2 separate regions of the Mus musculus genome follow, and region 1 is linked to region 2. The links are chromatin loops, found by intact Hi-C in ENCODE. Cell type or tissue: left cerebral cortex. All regions are shown on one strand.

Region 1 (8,000 bases), 220 kb after region 2:
TGATTAGGAATCCCTAGTATTGGGGTGGAGGTGGGGGTAGGGAATCCTTTGCATTTCAAGTGGGTAAAAGGTAAAGGGGGGGGGGATCGTTGAAGAATGCTCTGAGGGGAAAGGTGGCAGTGTTGAAATCCTTGTCACCAGGGCTCAGATCCACCATACCCAGTGGGTTAAAGAGTCACACCAGGGATCCCCAAGTAGAGCAGCTAGGCCCATTCCTGGTATAACCACACCAGGCTTCTCTCTAGGGTGGGCACCAGCTGACTTGGGGCCACCTGTGCTCCATCCCTTGCTGTTTAGCCGTCATAGAGATAGCAAGAGAGCCCATTTGAGGAGACCACTGGGTACTGGGCACCATGAAAGCAGTTCAGGAAAGGTCTTCCATGTTATGTGCCCTCTGGTAAGCTAACTTCTCACACCTCTGTTTCCCCTTCTGTGAGAGGGAAATAAAGCCAGGTGTGGTGGTGGACACCTATAATCCCAGCGCTTGGGAGGCTGGGGCTAGAAGATTATACATTTTAAGCCTTTGTCTTGCCACAAGCAAATAGACAAAAGCCAAGCCTGTAGGCCACACGGGGGTGGGGGGAGGAGAAAAGGAATGAAGGGAGGTGGAAGGGGTGGGGTGGGTGGGAGAGAATATCAGCAAATTAGTAGCAAGCCAGTAGGCGGCCAGGCAGAGAGGGATTGGTCCTCCACTCCTAGCATGCCCTTCCCACACTCCCTCAGGGCGTAAACACTCCCACTGGGTGGCTTTAACCCCACCCAGCACTTTTCGGGCAGAGGCAGAAGGATCTCTGAGTTCAAAGCCAACCTGGTCTACAAAGGGAGCTCCAGGCCAGCCAAGGCTACACAGAGAAACCCTGTCTTGGAAAAAAAAAACTAATTAATTAATTACAGTAATTAATTAATTAAAATAGAGGTCTCACTATTCTCTGCACAAAGCAGTGGACAGTTGGGAGTCACGGGGCCCAAGCCAGAAGCAGCTGGCTGAGGAACCAAGAGTAGACTTCTGAGGTAATCTCCACTCTTGACATGAAGGAAGGACTCACCTGCTTGAGTGGCTGGGGCTTGCTCTCCAGGCTCTGTAGCCTCCTGTGAACGTCCTTCATGCTTTCCTGCATGGCCCGGACTGTCCCCACCAGCCATGTGTCCAACTCCTGTGGGCCTATCAGGCCGCCTCCCAACCCCTCTGTGGAGCACAGAAACACAGGGAAAGGACTCAGGAGTCAAGATGCACGATCTGGGGCAGCTCCAGCGAGGGTAAAAATGCCCTTTTCCCACCCCGCACTGGGACCTTGAGCAGGCCTGGCACAGGACAGTAAGCAGGCATTGGAGTGTGGCCACTGGGTGTGTGGCTGTGTGACTCTGGGCAAACCATTCATCTCTCTGGCCTTGTCTTAGCTCCTAAAGATGGTGTCTTCCTCACACCCTATCTGCTCAGAGGAACTACTTAGGAAAGGTACCCCTTTGGAGATTTAGCACACAATAAGTTCTAGACAAGCACAAGGCAAACAGAGCTAGCTCACTGTCTTCCCCTGAGAATTCCAAATGGCAGGCAGAGAGAAAGAGCAACTTCCCAGTGCCATATACCCGTCTACAAGTCGCCTGGCTTCGCTGAGGGTGCAGAGGCCAGCGATCTCAGGAAGTGCCAGCACTGGAATTTTGCTCCAGGCAGGCATTTGGCTGCTGGGTAGCCCTCCCGGGCTGCTCTCCAGCGGCCCCATTCGACTTTAACCTTTGTCCTGACTGGGAGCCCAGGGAAAGCCTAGGGTCCTAAGAACGAGGTCAGGGTAGGAAGCTCTCACCCTTCTCCCCAGTGGACTCGGGGCTGCTCCTGGTGGTCAGCTCTCTGCCAGCTGCTTCCTTCTGCTCTGCCCAAACCTGCTGAGCTGAGGAGTCCCAGATCCCAGGGGGGAGGTGGCACAACTCGGGCTCAGCAGCAACGGGGGACAAGACAGGCAGTCTCACCAACTCTGGCTCTAGCTGTTCCACGGAGTCACAGAAAACCTCCAGGTCCAGGTCTCTGGGTGGCCGGGACTCTGGAAGAGAGAAAAGGAAAGGAAGGCTTGTAGGAAGGACAGCTGCACTTGGGGCTGGCGGGGCAGGGGGGGGGGCACTCCCTGCCTTTGGGAGGAGGGGGGAGAGTGGGCCACCGAGTACCAAGTCCTTCCTCAGGAGACCCAGAGTTCTTCCATAGCAGGTACGATGGGACCAAGATATGAGACCCTGCAGAGAGTCTCAGAGCTTCCCCTTGGCCTCTGAGAGCACAGGAAGTCTCAGTGTCCCTGGGCATGCGATACGAAGGGGACAGCATGGCATCCAGCTTCTCCTCCCCTGCAAGTGTCCCTTCCCAGTCTAGGTATGGTCCTGTATCCCTCCCGCTCAGCAGCAAACCTGGACTTGGAGGCACTGGCTCCTTGGGGACACAAGAAGGCTCTGGAGCCGCCTGATCCTCTCTCTGCACCAACGGCTCCTTCCAACCTGTCAAGACACAGCACTCAGACTCAAAGGTGGGGCAGGGAAGAAGCTGGCATCTTCCAGTGAGAGAAAGTCCCTTGTCCCCATTAGTCATGCATACTGGCTGATAACAGGGGCACCGACTCAGGTCCGCACAGAAACCACACCTACAGCTCTTGGTTCCTGCTGCCCTACAGCTGACAACCACCCAACAGCCTAGACCCGAGACAGTTCACTCTATTGTTATCAGGGCTCCCATTCTGGAGATCTGACCTGTGGCCCTTCTCAAGAAGGTTTCTGGGGGCCTCGGCATGTCAGGGATCACCTGGTACAGGGGCTCGAAATAACCAAACATATCCTCTGCCACCTCGCCCAGGGGCACTGTGTCGATCACCTGTGCAGGAAGGGGTTCTAATGGAGCAAGCTGGTCCCGCCCGTTACCACCCACAAACCCCCTCTCCAGCTTTGCCCCGAACTACCTCCTTTCCATACACTTCCACCTCGTATCAGTCAGGATCAAACAGAATTGGGGGTTAAGGGCAACAGAAAAGGGATTTCCAAAAAAAAATCAATGGATAGAAAACATGGAAGCACATCCCTGGAAGACTGAGGGGCAAGCCACCCTTAGGGACAGAGCACCACAGCCCTCACTACCTTCTGTGCCACCAGCTTCATCTCAGAGATGTAGGCAGACATGGCTTCCTCCCTGCTCATCTTGCCTGTTCCAGGCATCCCTAGGAGGCAGAGGTCCATGAGAAGTCTGGGTGACAGATGAGGCATTTGTACCCTGCAGGAGGGGAGCTCACCACTTGTAACGTCCAATGGGGTCCCAGAACCCAGGCCGGGGGACCAGGCAGGGCCCCATGGTAGCCTGCTTGTAGTAGCTGTAGAATCGCAGCATCTCTTCATAGGAGGGGCGGTAAGAGCCTGAGCAGAGGGTTGGGAAGGGGAGGGTACCTCATCAGCCCCAGGTCCAAAAGGGAGGAGGCTGCACCTTGGAAGGGCAAAGGTGGCCCCGGATTTCACTCATAGCATCTAAGACAGGAAGCAGAGGGGACCCCACCACAGCCTAGGGAGGAACTTGTTTGTCAACATTTGCAGGGTACAGGCCCAGTTTCATCTCATCTCGGGGTCGGAGCCCAACCATCGTGAACCCTAAAATGCTGATCTGTACAGGCTCACCATTCTTAGGCAGGTTCTGAATGACGCTGACTGCTGCCTGGAACTGTTTTTGACAGTCGGGCTCTTCCTTCTCGGTACCCATGCTGCTTCGAGCTCTGGAGCCCTACTTTGAAGCGACTCTGCAAGAGTGAGTGTCAATGTGACCAGGCTTCATGGTCCACGGTGGCATCCTAAGTAAGCCACCGGACCGGTTCCCAGAGGGGCAAACTTAGTCCTAAGAACGGATCGCTATCCCAGGAGGCCAGAAGTTGAGCTGAGAAGGCTCCTTCTCCTACCTCAAGGCAGCGCCAATGAGGCCAGGGTGGCGAGGACCACCAACTTGGCCATGAGTGGGAGGGGAGGCAGGTGGCAAGGGTCTCAGAGCCACGTACGTCCCCGGATGCACCTCTCTAGACACCCATTTCCAATTCCTGAACAGGCGAATCAGCGAACGAGGAGGAGTCAGGATGGGACGAACAGCCTTCAACCCTGGCTCCCCGCGCCCCAGCCTCTCACTCACCCCTAGGCGCCCACTGCCAGGACACCAGGGTCCTCTTCTCATCACTCACCAGAGGCTTCCGATTGACCTCTTGTTCCAGAGGGGCAGGGATAGGGCGGGATACAGAGCTAGGAGAAAAGCCAACCAGAGGCACCGTTTCGTATTGGTCTTTTATACCCTAACCAGTAAGGAAGGCTCTTTCAAGATTATGCAAATAATGCTATCCTGCCTCGCCCAGCCAGGCGGGGCTAATTTATGGGTGGCACTCCGCACCGCGCGACAGCCCGAGGCGGGCTGCAGCGCCTCCCGGTGGACACACTGATGGTCGCAGAGTCCTCGCGCCCCCTGGTGGAAACCCACGGGAGTGGGTTGATTGATGCGGGCTCCGCCTGTCCGAGGCACCTCGACTCAGCTCTTGGAACACGTCTACGCTGGCAATAGAGGAGAGTCCTGGAGCCCGGCGTTCCGCAGAAAGGACACTGGAGCTGAGTTTTGGAAAAAGTAAGAGTGAACCAGAAAAATAACAACAAAAAAAAGGAACACTCCTGGAAGGAATCAAGAGATCAAGCAGAGGCGAAGGTTTGACAAATAGTAAGCAAATTTAAGATCGCAGTGGTGATGGGGACTTAAGCTAGTATGAAGAATTGTCGGGACTTGGATAAATGAGGAAAGAATACAGCGGGACAAGTAGATGGAGATTCTAGGACCCGAAACTCGCTACTTTTAGCGTGGGAAGCCTGGCTGTAGGTCGCGTCCAAGTGACAATATTCGACCAGCTCGCTGCCCCTATCCAAAGCTCGTGCTTGAAAGCCACATGCACACTCCACCCTTTCGCATTCACAAGGGTACGTCTAACACTACACCGGCACCCGTACAAGGAGGTTTTCCTTGGCTGACGTCATCAACACCTTGGCAGAGTGTTGTGCAGATCCCTTGACCAAGGATGGAGTGTCGCTCTGGGGTACCAAGCTTCTGGAACTCTAAACTTAGTCTCATCTTAGTCTTCAGATCGGTTGGCCGCAAGGCATCCACCTTTGAGGACTGGCTATTGGCCCCGAGCCCGGAGATTAATTCATGACGTCACTGCCCGAGCCTCTCGTCCCCATTCCTGCGCAGCTCTGCTTCAGAATTCTATGGGTTTCCTCCGTACTAGGACCCTGTGGCCCGGGACGATCTCCTATAGATCTGTCCCTTGTCTGGCTCCCTAAGGGACCCGGCTAAGGTGGATGGACTAGGGTCCTGAGTTCCCAGAAAAAATGTGTCTGCGCCGGAGGACAAACCTATCCCTCCGGGAAATTCAATTCCCTTCAACAGGGACTCTGGCCAATGGTAGAAAGGAGATCCGGGGACCTCTAAGGAAATGGAAAGACCGACTCACTAGTAGGGGCGAACGCGTAGACACCAGGGCGCGCAGCTCCAGGCCTGGGGTCCCGCAGGCGCCTCGCACCGCCTAAGTTCGGCCTCGCTCCGCCCACCTCCACCTCGTCCCTCCCTCTCTCCCTCCTCCCGAGGTCTCCTCCTCCTGACTCCTAGGGCGCCGCTAAGTTTCTTAGCTCCGGACCGCGCCGCGGGCTGTGTTCCCGTTGCCCGGTTCTCACGCACAGATCCCGGGCCTGGCCCTGGGCCCTTCGAGACCATGCTGTGCGGTGGCTGGAAAAGGAGTCGCCGCTCGCCGGAGGAATCCCGGGTGTCCGCCCAGGTCGCAGCGCCCCTCGCGTTCCCGCCCTCGCCCGCGTCGTCGGACAGCAGCACCAAAAGGCCTGGGCTACGGGCACTGAAGAAGATGGGTCAGTGACACACAAGGATGGGTCCGGGTGGGCGCGCACTGTCTCTAGGGACAACCTGGACGGAGCGGGGTGTACGGGCCACCTGGTTTGCCAGGGTGCTTGGAATTGGGGAGGATCTGACCAGGAGCACCAGCACTGTTCCAGTTGGGGTTCACACCTGGGGTCATCAGACTTCCAGGCTGTTTTAGAAGGCTTGGATGCCCCCGGTGCATTCTCACCGGGAGGCGCTCGCGGGGCCGTGCTGGGGTGAGAATTTGGGACTCGGGGCATGGATAGGGTTGCTGGAGAGTGAGGAGAATGGACTGAGAGATAAAGCTTGGAGTTAGGTTGGGGATGTAGCTCAATCGGTAGAGCTCTTAGCTCTGGGTTAGATCCCCAGTATCACAACGACTTACTGTTGTTAATCTCCCAGCACTGGCGAGGTGTCAGTAGGAGGATCAGGAGTTCAAGGTCATTCTCTGCTACAAAGTAAAGTGTGTGTGTGTGTGTGTGTGTGTGTGTGTATGAGTCTGGGGTCTATGAGACTCTGTTTCAAAAAAAAAAAAAAAAATACAATGCCAGGCAGTGGTGGCGCGCGCCTTTAATCCCAGCACTCGGGAGGCAGAGGCACGCGCACGCGGAGGTACGTACATTCATCTCCCAAGTGCTACTTGAGGTCTGTGGGCATCTTACAGCACCTGCTGTTCTTGATCCTGAGGGGCTGTTTACAGATGGCCTCTGCGAGATTCTAGACACCCAAGCCAGCCCTGTAACCCTCAGGTCTTCTCTGCCAGCAGTAACAAAGCCCTGGCAAGACCCGGGGCAATGGTGCGAAACAGTCCAGCTTCCTATTTCAGAGGTGAGAGGGAAGTCACTAGTCTTCAAGGAGCCCTCGAGTCGGCTCAATACCGCTGTGGTTTGCAGGTGTGGTGCTAAGCTCACCTTCCTGAGGTAGGTGTCCTGCACCCCATTTCACAGAGGAGGAAACTGACTCAGACATCAAAGAATCTAGTCGGGGCCACTCAGACTGTGTGCCATCCCAACCTACACGCTCAGAGTCTCGGCAAAATGGGACTCCCTGGGCTTGAACAAGGAGCATTTTATAAACTGTGAAGTGCAGGAAACTGAAGTGGTTTCTCAGGACTGTCAACCTGGTGACAGAACTCAGGGGTCCCAGATGCCAGCCTCCCCGGCTTCCCTCTCAGCTGTGCCCTCCTCTTCCTCATTCCACCAGAATGTATTGGATGTCCTCACCATGAGCATTGTGCCTGGGGCAGCTCTTCATCCTTCTCCGGTCCAGTCATTCAAGAAGTCAATATTTACCTACCATACAACAACAAACACAGCACACGCGGGCCTGTCCAAAGAGAGCTAAACAGCTCAGTACTGCTGTCAGAAGACGGACCTTGAGGGAAAGAGTCAGGGAGGGAGGAGCGGACTGTGATGCTGGGGAGGCAGAGAGGACCCCACTGAACCCCAGAGCTGGATGGAAGCTCATGTGAAGAGGAGAGAGGTAGACAGACACCTTAGAGTTTCTCTGAAGTTTGGGTGGTGCTAAGGGTCCCAGAAAATCCACTGGCTGAGTTAGAGGAGCAGATGGATAATAGGGTGGTCAAATAGGGCTGAAAGGAGGCAGGGAGTAGCTCGTGAAGAGGTGTTGGGGTTCAGGTGAGAGAGGCACAGAAGAGGAGGACGCACAGGCACGAGGAGGAGACAGGGTGGTGGCTGTCTAATATGAAGTCAGCCGTCTCTGGCTAGAGGTGGCACTAGTGGGGTTGGCTGTGTAAGATGATCTGCCACGGAGGCAGGACAGGGCTCTCGGGAGAAGCAGCCTGAGCCGTTGGCCCCTGGGGGTCGTGGATGCTGCTGGGGACAGAAAGGAAGCTTCCCACACCTGGGGCCATTTGCTGAGCCCCCGTCAGTGGCCACAGCACTAGGCCAGGGGCCGAGGCCACCAAGCAGGACAACTGAGGCTTGCCCTAGAGGTACACAGTGTAATAAGAAGAGACTTGTGGACACATAATTACGGGAGCGCCCAACTGAGTGTGTGTCAGCTGAGCGAGGCTGCACGGGAGCCCTGTGGAGCTCATCCTGAAACTATGGACTTACCAGCATGTCAT
Region 2 (8,000 bases):
CTATTGAGCACCCAAGTTGCCTGACAGTTGGCACAAATCAGGGCAAAGCACCTCGTTTTCAGCCCTGGGCATGTCCCACAGAGCTTGGAAAAGAGCTGTGGGTCGCTACCTCTACCTCCACCCACAGGGAAGCTTCAGTCATGGAGGAAGCTACTGTCCCCACAGTGTCCACTACACCTACCTGACCCCACGGAAAGATGTTCCAGTCACTGTCACACTAGGAAACCCTCCGCCACACACTTCCCTAAAACCAGATCCACTCTCCCACTCTCAGAGCCAGACATTAAAATTATATTTATTATTTATATATTGTGTATGTGTGTTGAAGAAGCGTGCATGTTAGGAGGTCAAAGTTCAACTTGCAAAAGCTGGTCCTTTCCTTCACCATATGGGTAGCTGATGGCAAGCACCTACATGTACAGCTAGACTTTGAAAGATGTCGTGTTCGCCATTCCATCCACTGTTCTCAGCCCCTGGATGCCACAGACCACAGAATCTCTGGTGGACGACACTTTGAGTCTCCAGCTTCACTGGCTTCCTGGGACAAGCAGCCTCTCCTGGAAACATCTCTCCCTCAGCCCCTTCATGTTCCTTCCACCTCTGGCCAAGCATGGGAAGAAGGAATTCTCAGGCCAGATCCTGCTCCCTGTCCTTGCTCCCGGTATGACACCAGCCACAGCATCAATGATGTCTACCCTTTGACAGACCTCAGCCTGACATTGGATCCTTGATTTTCTCCCCCAAACAAGTTCCTCCAGGGTTTGCCTATCCCAGGACATGGCTCTGTCATCCCCCAGATGGACAAGCTAAAACCTTGGAATATGGCAGGCTCACTCTGGTCCATGTCCTAAACCTTAGCAACTCTCTCTCCCACCAACCTGGCTCAGGGAGCTAAGGTCAGCCTGGAGTCCCACTCAGCACTTCCCTATCCCCTGTCCTCAGCCTCCCCCCCTCAGCATCCCCCCCCCCCCCCCCCGCCAGCCTCAGTTTAAAACCCAGCCCTGGTTAGCTTACTGTCCGGTGAGGTAGCTCAGTGGGTAAAGGTGTCTACTGCCAAGTCTCTCAACCTGAGTGCAGAAGGAGGGAACCGAGTCCCGAGAGTTGACCTCTGACCTCTGACCACCACGTGTTTGTTGTGACATATGTGTCCCCTCCCCAAAATAATATCATTCCTTTTATCTTAAATGCATTTGGAATAAGACCCCAAGCTTGGGTGTAGCCCACCGGGCTCAACCCTTGCCCCTCCTCAGCCACCTCCTCAGCCCTCAGCACTGGAGCCAAACTGCCTGACTCGAACCCAGAGTGATCTCTTCTGCACCCCAGTGTATTCATCAGGAGAATGGGGGTACAATAGCAATACCTTCTCTACGGTGGTGTGGAGAGTGTATGAATTGATAGTTCCAAATTCCTAATAACACTTTTGGCTAGAGCACACACCAACTTGCAAGGCCCGCACCTCACACACTGTCTTGGTTTCTGAGCTATGACTACAACAGCCTCCCATCAATTTCCCAAATGTCCTGTGCTCCTTCCTGCCCCAGGACCCTTGTATGGGCTGTGTTCTTTCCCACTTTTTCCTTTGCTTAGTCAGCTGTCTTTCAGTGTTGTTCTGAAGTCACCATTTCTCACCTGTGCCACCTTCCCCTGTATACACTATTAGAGACCTGCATGTATCTCTTGTCTTCATTGACCACTTTACAGCTGGATATCATGATGAGTTATTAACCCCGAAAGCGTCCAGAGGGAGAAGGTTTTGTTGTGTCCTCATTACCTATCATAGAGACTGACATAATGGGAGTTCAATAAATACTTGTTCATGGGTGAGAGAGATAACTCAGTGGGTAAAGAACTGTGACAACAACCTTGAAGAGCCAAGTTTGATCCCTGGAATCACATGGTAGAATAGAGAGAACTGGCTCCCCGAAGTTTTTCTCTGCATATTTATGTGAACATGGATGCGAGTGCACGCACATGCACACACACACACACACACACACACTGTAAATAAATGTAATATTCATTCACAACTGAAAATATCAAAAGGCAAGTATCCGGAGACCACATTCCAACCCTGCCCTTTTTTTAAAAAAAAAATATTTTTATTCTATTTTTTGCATGGATGTTAGTGGAGGCTAGAAGAGGGTGTCAGAGCCCCTGGAACTGGAGTTACAGGTGCTTGCAAGGCACTAATGTCAATGCTGGGAACCAAACTCAGGTCCTCTGGAAGGGCAGGGAGCACTTGTAACTGCTGAGCCATCTCTCCAGCTTCCCCCCTCCTCCCTGACATTTCTTATTGAGTGATCTTAGCAGGTAGCTTGCACCAGGCCACTCATCTATAAACTGAGACATCTACATCTGCCTCAGAAGCTGTCCACGATTGCACAGTGAGTCTTGTGCAGCTTTTCCAACCCTGAACCTAGTGCAGGTATGTTTGTGAAATCACATTAGTCTTCTAGGCTAGCCCCGGTCCTAGAGATTTACAGCCACAAGACCACCATGCTGGGCCTGTGAGTCCTTTGATCCCAGGGTCCTGCAGCCGTCTTTTCTGAAGACCTCAGAACAGCAGTGTCTCAGGAAAGCTACTTTTTATATGCTTTGAGGCAAGGGTGTTTGAGGTAGAGCGCCTTGCTAGACCAAAGCGGAATGAGTCTCATTATATTGACAAGAGGGCAGGAAGGGAGCCTGCCTTCCTGGGCCTTTCAAGCCTGGGTGTTCTCCTGCTAGAGGCCTTAGAAAAAGACCTTTGATATGAGATTCCTTTTACTAAAAAGGGGTGGAGGTGGGGTGCCCACCAACAGAACACGCTCCATCCTGCAGTACTCACATGCACCACTAGGTGGCAATCATCAGAAAGACTCTGCGGCCAGTCTTCCTGTATTGTGTTGTATAGCGTTGAGACAGAGTCACAACGCAGTCAGACAGGCCTCCATCTTGCTATAGAGCCAAAGATAACCTTGAGTTTCCCATCCTCCTGCTTCTATATCCCAAGTTCTGGAATAGCAACACACCAAGATCCTTTCTTCTCCTTCCCTTTTTCCACCTCCTCGTCCTCTGTCTGTAAGTCTGTGTGTGTGTGTGTGTCCCGTGTGTGCATGTATCTGCTAAGGCCAGAAGAGAGTATCTGATCCCCTGGTGTTGAAGTCTCAGGCCACTGTTAGCATCCAGGGCCCACCATGGCCTCCTACATAACTGCTATGCACATCAGTCCTGAGAGACGCCAGTCTTAATGAGCCCTACTATGCTATGGGACTGCCTACTCCTCTGGCCTTTGCACACTCCTTACTGTGTGTCTTTATGTAGAATTCTGTATTTTGTCACAGGCACAAAGTGTCCCAGCCACCACCACAATCAAAACAGAATGGTTCTATTGTTTCAAAAACCCCCATATCTGCCAGACATGGTGGTGCATGCCTTTAACCCCAGCTCTTGGGAGGCAGAAGCAGGTGAGTCTCTGCGAGCTTGAGGCCAGCCTGGTCTATATAGTGAGTTCTAGGCAAGTCAGAGCTACAGAGTAAGACCCTGTCCAAAACAAAAACAAAAACAACATTCTTGGGAGACAGCTTACCCAAAGAACACCTGCTCAGAACGTGAGAGGCTCTAGGCAACCTCTACTACCAAAACTGGGGAAGCAGGAATGGGATGGAATTTCTATTTTATGTTATTTTTATTTATTTTTTCAAAAGGTTTTATTTATTCATTTAATGTATGTGAGTGCTCTATCTGCATGTACACCTATGTGCCAGAAGAGGGCATCAGATCACATTACAGATGGTTGTGAACCACTATGTGGTTGCTGGGAATTGAACTCAAGACCTCTGGAAGAGCAGCCAGTGCTCTTAATCGCTGAGCCACCTCTCCAGCCCTAACTTATTATTTTAAGTTCATGAGTACTTTTGCCTGTGTGTAGGTATTTGACTGGTGGCCACCTGTGCCAGAAGAAGACATTCAGATACCCCGAAACTGCAGTTACAGACAATTGTGAGCTGCTGTGAGGATGATGGGACTTGAACCAGGGTCCTATGCAAGAGCAACAAATGTTTCTATCCTCATCAGCCCCCCTCCAGGGGTTCCTCTATCTTCACATCTCCCTGTCTCTTCCCCAATTGACAACCTGGTCTTTCTCCATTTCTCATTTCTTCCTTTGAAACGGTTTTGTAGATGAACTCATACAGCGTGTAGCCTCTGGAGACTGGGCTCTCTGCACTGGGCACAAGGGGCTTCAGACCCAAAAGAACCAGTGATGAGGCTTGTGGTTCCGAGGACTGCCTCTGATAGGTTTTTGAAAAGTCACTCCTAGCTTGAGGTAAAGGATAAAGGGAGGTGAACCAATTTGGAAACCTCCAGAGTTCCGAAGAATAACCAATCCTCCACTCTGGCAGGTCAGTATTCCACCCTCCCCAACCCCACCCCAACGCTCCCTACCTCTACCCATGCCCTGCCCCCACCCCACTTCCACCCCCACCCCTCAGCCCCTACAGCCTGGAAACCCGCCTTGCTTCTCACAAAGGTGCTCACCTTCCCGTAGCATCCTCAGCGAGTGACAGGGATGCTTGGAGCAGAGCTGCCAGCAGGGGGCACGAGAGCCCTTTTTCCTGAGAGGTAATCCCACAGACACACCCAGAGCGAGAGGGGACACTTTGGGACTTTGTATGAGCCAAGCGAACCCAAGTGTCTTCTCCAGTATGTCCTAGCCCACAGGTTTCCGTGTGACTTTAAGCTCTAAGGCTGGGGTAAAGCAAAGGACACATACCCTTAGAAGAGACAAAACTTGGAAAGGAGATGGGGGGGGGAGCTCCCCCAGTCAGAGGTCATTGTTGTTGAGGATGTCTGAGTACCTCCCCCCACCCATGCTACCTCACATTTCCAGGTCTCCCAAGTCCGCGGTGGCGCTGGGTATCAATTTCTCACCCCACTCACGGCCCCTTCTTCTCTAGAGACCCCTTCACACTCCAAGCGTTCTCTAACACGCTCTCCAAGCATGCATCTGGCCTGGGCGAAGGACCTTAACGAGCCTTTGCTGTGTGCTGGCACCAGATGACACTGAAAACCTGGAAGGAAGCCCTGCCAGACTGAAGCGGACGGGCTTTGTCATGATGCAGCTGTCTGAGGCGCCTGTGCTCCTGAAGAGCAACCCCAACAATCACCGTCTCCACGAACAAGACTCAGACATGGGGGCAATAATTTCTGGTCCATTGTTGGTGCCTTATGCAGGGTAAGTAAACAGGTGTTTACACCTCCCAGGGAAAAGCTGCCCAACTGCCCGCTGCCTCCTGTTTGCTTGAGAAGCTTTTGCCCTTCCCAGGCTGTCTTTTCCATAAACCCAAGAGTCCATCAAGAATAGGAGTTTTTGTCTGTCTGACTGGCTGACTGCTGCTCCTTGTCACCTACACATGAACACTGAACGATGACTGTCCCAGCATCTCCCTTCCCTCGGCACGCTACTCCTTCCAGCCTTCTCTCTCCTCAGTCTTCTAGCTGTGAGCTCCCAGAAGGTTCTCTGCCCCACTTTACATCAACCAACCAACCTGTCTCACAGTCTGTCTCCACACCGTCAGCCGAACAACGTTCCTCAGGTGTCCATCACATTCTGTCAACCCTCCTAAAGACCCTCTCCACATTCAGTGCTCAGATGCTGACTGGGCGGTGTGTGAGGCTCACAAGGAGGACGGCACCAGCTGGCACAAGTACAAGAGGTGCCCAGGTCCTATCCAGAGTGACGAGGGCACAGAAGCGTAACAGTGAGCATGCGTGCTGCCGTCTAGACGCTGTTTCTTTTTTAACTCTGTGAGATGTTCCTGGTACATCCAGAGAAAGTTCCCAGAGGTCCTGAGTGCTCACCTCTTTATTCCTTTCTGAAACTTATTTTTACTACTGTTTGGGGTGTGTTTATGTGTGCATGTGTGTAGGTGTGTGTGTGAGTATCTGTGTGTGCACATGTGCATACACTCACACGTAAAGACCTGAAGTCAATGGACTTCATGTTGGCTGTCTCCTTCAACCTCTCTACACTCCACTCACTGAGCATTCAGTGACATTCACAGCCAGCATGCACAGCCTGCTAGCCAGCTTGTCCCGGCAACTCCCTGTTTCTGCCTCCCCAGTGCTAGGATTACCGTTCCCACCACACCTGCCTGGTTTAATATGGGTCCTGGGGATTCAAACTCTGTCTTCACACCTTCAGGGCAAGGACGATGAGCCACCTCCTCAGCCCCTTTTACACTTACTGCAGTCTCTTGTAAATGTGGACCGAGGGACGCTGGCCAGAGCTGGCCACGAGCAAGATAGCTAGCTAGAAAGTAGAGATTACATATTCTGTTTGTATTCTATTTATTTTAAAGCACCTGAGACATATGATACAGGGTTTCTAGTAATAACGTCCCCAGAAAGTATATTCACTGGGGAGATCCTATCATGTGTAAATCATATCCATCAAAAGATTAATAACTGGAATATGTAATGAATTCCGCAGGAACAATCAATGAGCAAGGCATGCTGCCATCTGGACGCTGTTTCTTTTTTAACTCTGTGAGACGTTCTTGTTACATCCAGAGAAAGTCCCCAGAGGCCCAGAGCGCTTGCTTCTTTATTCCTTTCTAAAATTTACTTTTACTACTTTTTTTGGTATGTATATGTCTGTGTGTGTGCGCGCGCACGCACACATATAGGAAAAAAAAACCTGTAGGAAAAAAATCAATAGAAAAGGTTGAAGATCATGTAGAAAAACTGTGGGACTGTGAAAGGCAGCCTGTTTTCTGGGCTGAGCTAGGTTTAAACCCCAGAGACCCAGCAGATTAATCTGCAAGGGACGAAAGGTCCTTTTGCCATGCTCCCAGACATGGGTTCCTGATATGAGGCCCCAGCTCCATAATTCTGTGGCCATCAGTCACGTAAGCTGTCTGGACTCCACCCCCACAGTTATGCTCCTCCCCACAGTTACCTGGCAACAGCAAGGTAGCCCAGCCCACTATAAGAAGAGCTGGTTGGTCTCTCCTCTCTCTTGTTCTCTTACTCACCTCTCACTCTCCTCCCCTCCCTTCTCCTCTCTCTCCACGTGGTCATGGCCAGCCTCTACTTTTCGACCTCCTCTCCCTCTCCCTCTCCCTCTCCCTCTCCCTCTCCCTCTCCCTCTCCCTCTCCCTCTCCCTCTCCCTCTCCCTCTCCCTCTCCCTCTCCCTCTCCCTCTCCCCCACTCTCTCTCTTTTCTACAATAAAGCTCTAAAACCATGGACTGCCTCCTTTCATTTAGACTCACCATGCTGGAGCGATGGACAGGCCTTCCCCTAAAGAGCTGCGTCTAATCTCCTGCAGGAAGGCCTCCCAGCGTTTCCAGCCACCAGACCAGACCAAAGACTATCACCTGAGCAAGAACCACCCAGCGCCTTCCCCCAACCCCCCTTTTCCCTTTTGGCTCAGGGCTACTGCCACCTCAGGGCCCCCACCCCTTTTCAGCTCTTCCATGATGTCCAGCAACATCCTGAGATGCCCAAGAGTTAGAACCTATCGTCCTTGGACTCTGTGAAACTCAGGAGCCCCAGAGCTGGACTGGGGTCCCATGGCTTCCCACAGCCAGATGCCCACCCGGCAGTATGGAGAGCTCGAGGGCATCTGCCCGCCCAGTCTCTCCGAGCTCTGGTGGGATGTGGGTCTCTCCCACCCCCTTTATTTCCCCACAGCCAGAGCCTGACAAAAAACTGGCAAACAACTCAATGCTTCCCACAAGAAGATATGTAAGAAGCTAATAAGCATGACCTCATTAGGCATCAGTGAAATACAAATTTCATGCACATGGTCTCAGTGTGTGCTCACCTGAGCTGGGATGAAAGACTTGGTCTCAAATGCTGGCAGGGGTGTGGGTTGACTGGAACTCCACTGTCTGTGAGCAAGGAGTGTGTGTGTGTGTATGGTATATGTATGTGCATGTCTGTATATCTGTGTGTATGTCTGTCTGTATGTGTGTATATGTCTGTGTCTGTGTGTATGTCTGTAGGCGAATGTATGTG

Evidence for each region. Peaks named below come from ENCODE experiments on the same cell type or tissue, not always from the same donor. Only the 100,000 strongest peaks of a DNase experiment are listed, where the experiment ranks them.
Region 1: a loop joins it to region 2, with 7 times the contacts of the local background. A loop is called at or near these places in 16 of 42 quality-filtered maps.

The regions. Positions count from the first base shown.
Region 1 is chr11:103,099,281-103,107,280 of GRCm38, reverse strand. Plcd3 (phospholipase C, delta 3) reads left to right here and starts at 5,623. Exons shown (of 15, transcript NM_152813.3): 1 at 5,623-5,901. The coding sequence starts at 5,751. It overlaps Acbd4 (acyl-Coenzyme A binding domain containing 4), which reads right to left and starts at 5,593. Exons shown (of 11, transcript NM_025988.2): 1 at 5,493-5,593; 2 at 4,185-4,599; 3 at 3,637-3,755; 4 at 3,261-3,381; 5 at 3,175-3,188; 6 at 3,109-3,173; 7 at 2,728-2,848; 8 at 2,392-2,478; 9 at 1,803-2,036; 10 at 1,047-1,186. The coding sequence starts at 3,718. In left cerebral cortex, a CTCF peak has its summit at 4,431 (motif pointing left); DNase peaks (open chromatin) are centred at 3,622, 4,386, 5,060 and 5,558; H3K4me3 peaks cover 3,143 bases; H3K27ac peaks cover 2,526 bases.
Region 2 is chr11:103,321,984-103,329,983 of GRCm38, reverse strand. No RefSeq gene overlaps it. Among named protein-coding and RNA genes, the nearest start is that of Arhgap27os3, 19 kb to the left of the region's middle. In left cerebral cortex, CTCF peaks have their summits at 2,621, 2,825 (motif pointing right), 3,741 (motif pointing right) and 4,571 (motif pointing right); DNase peaks (open chromatin) are centred at 2,835 and 4,578.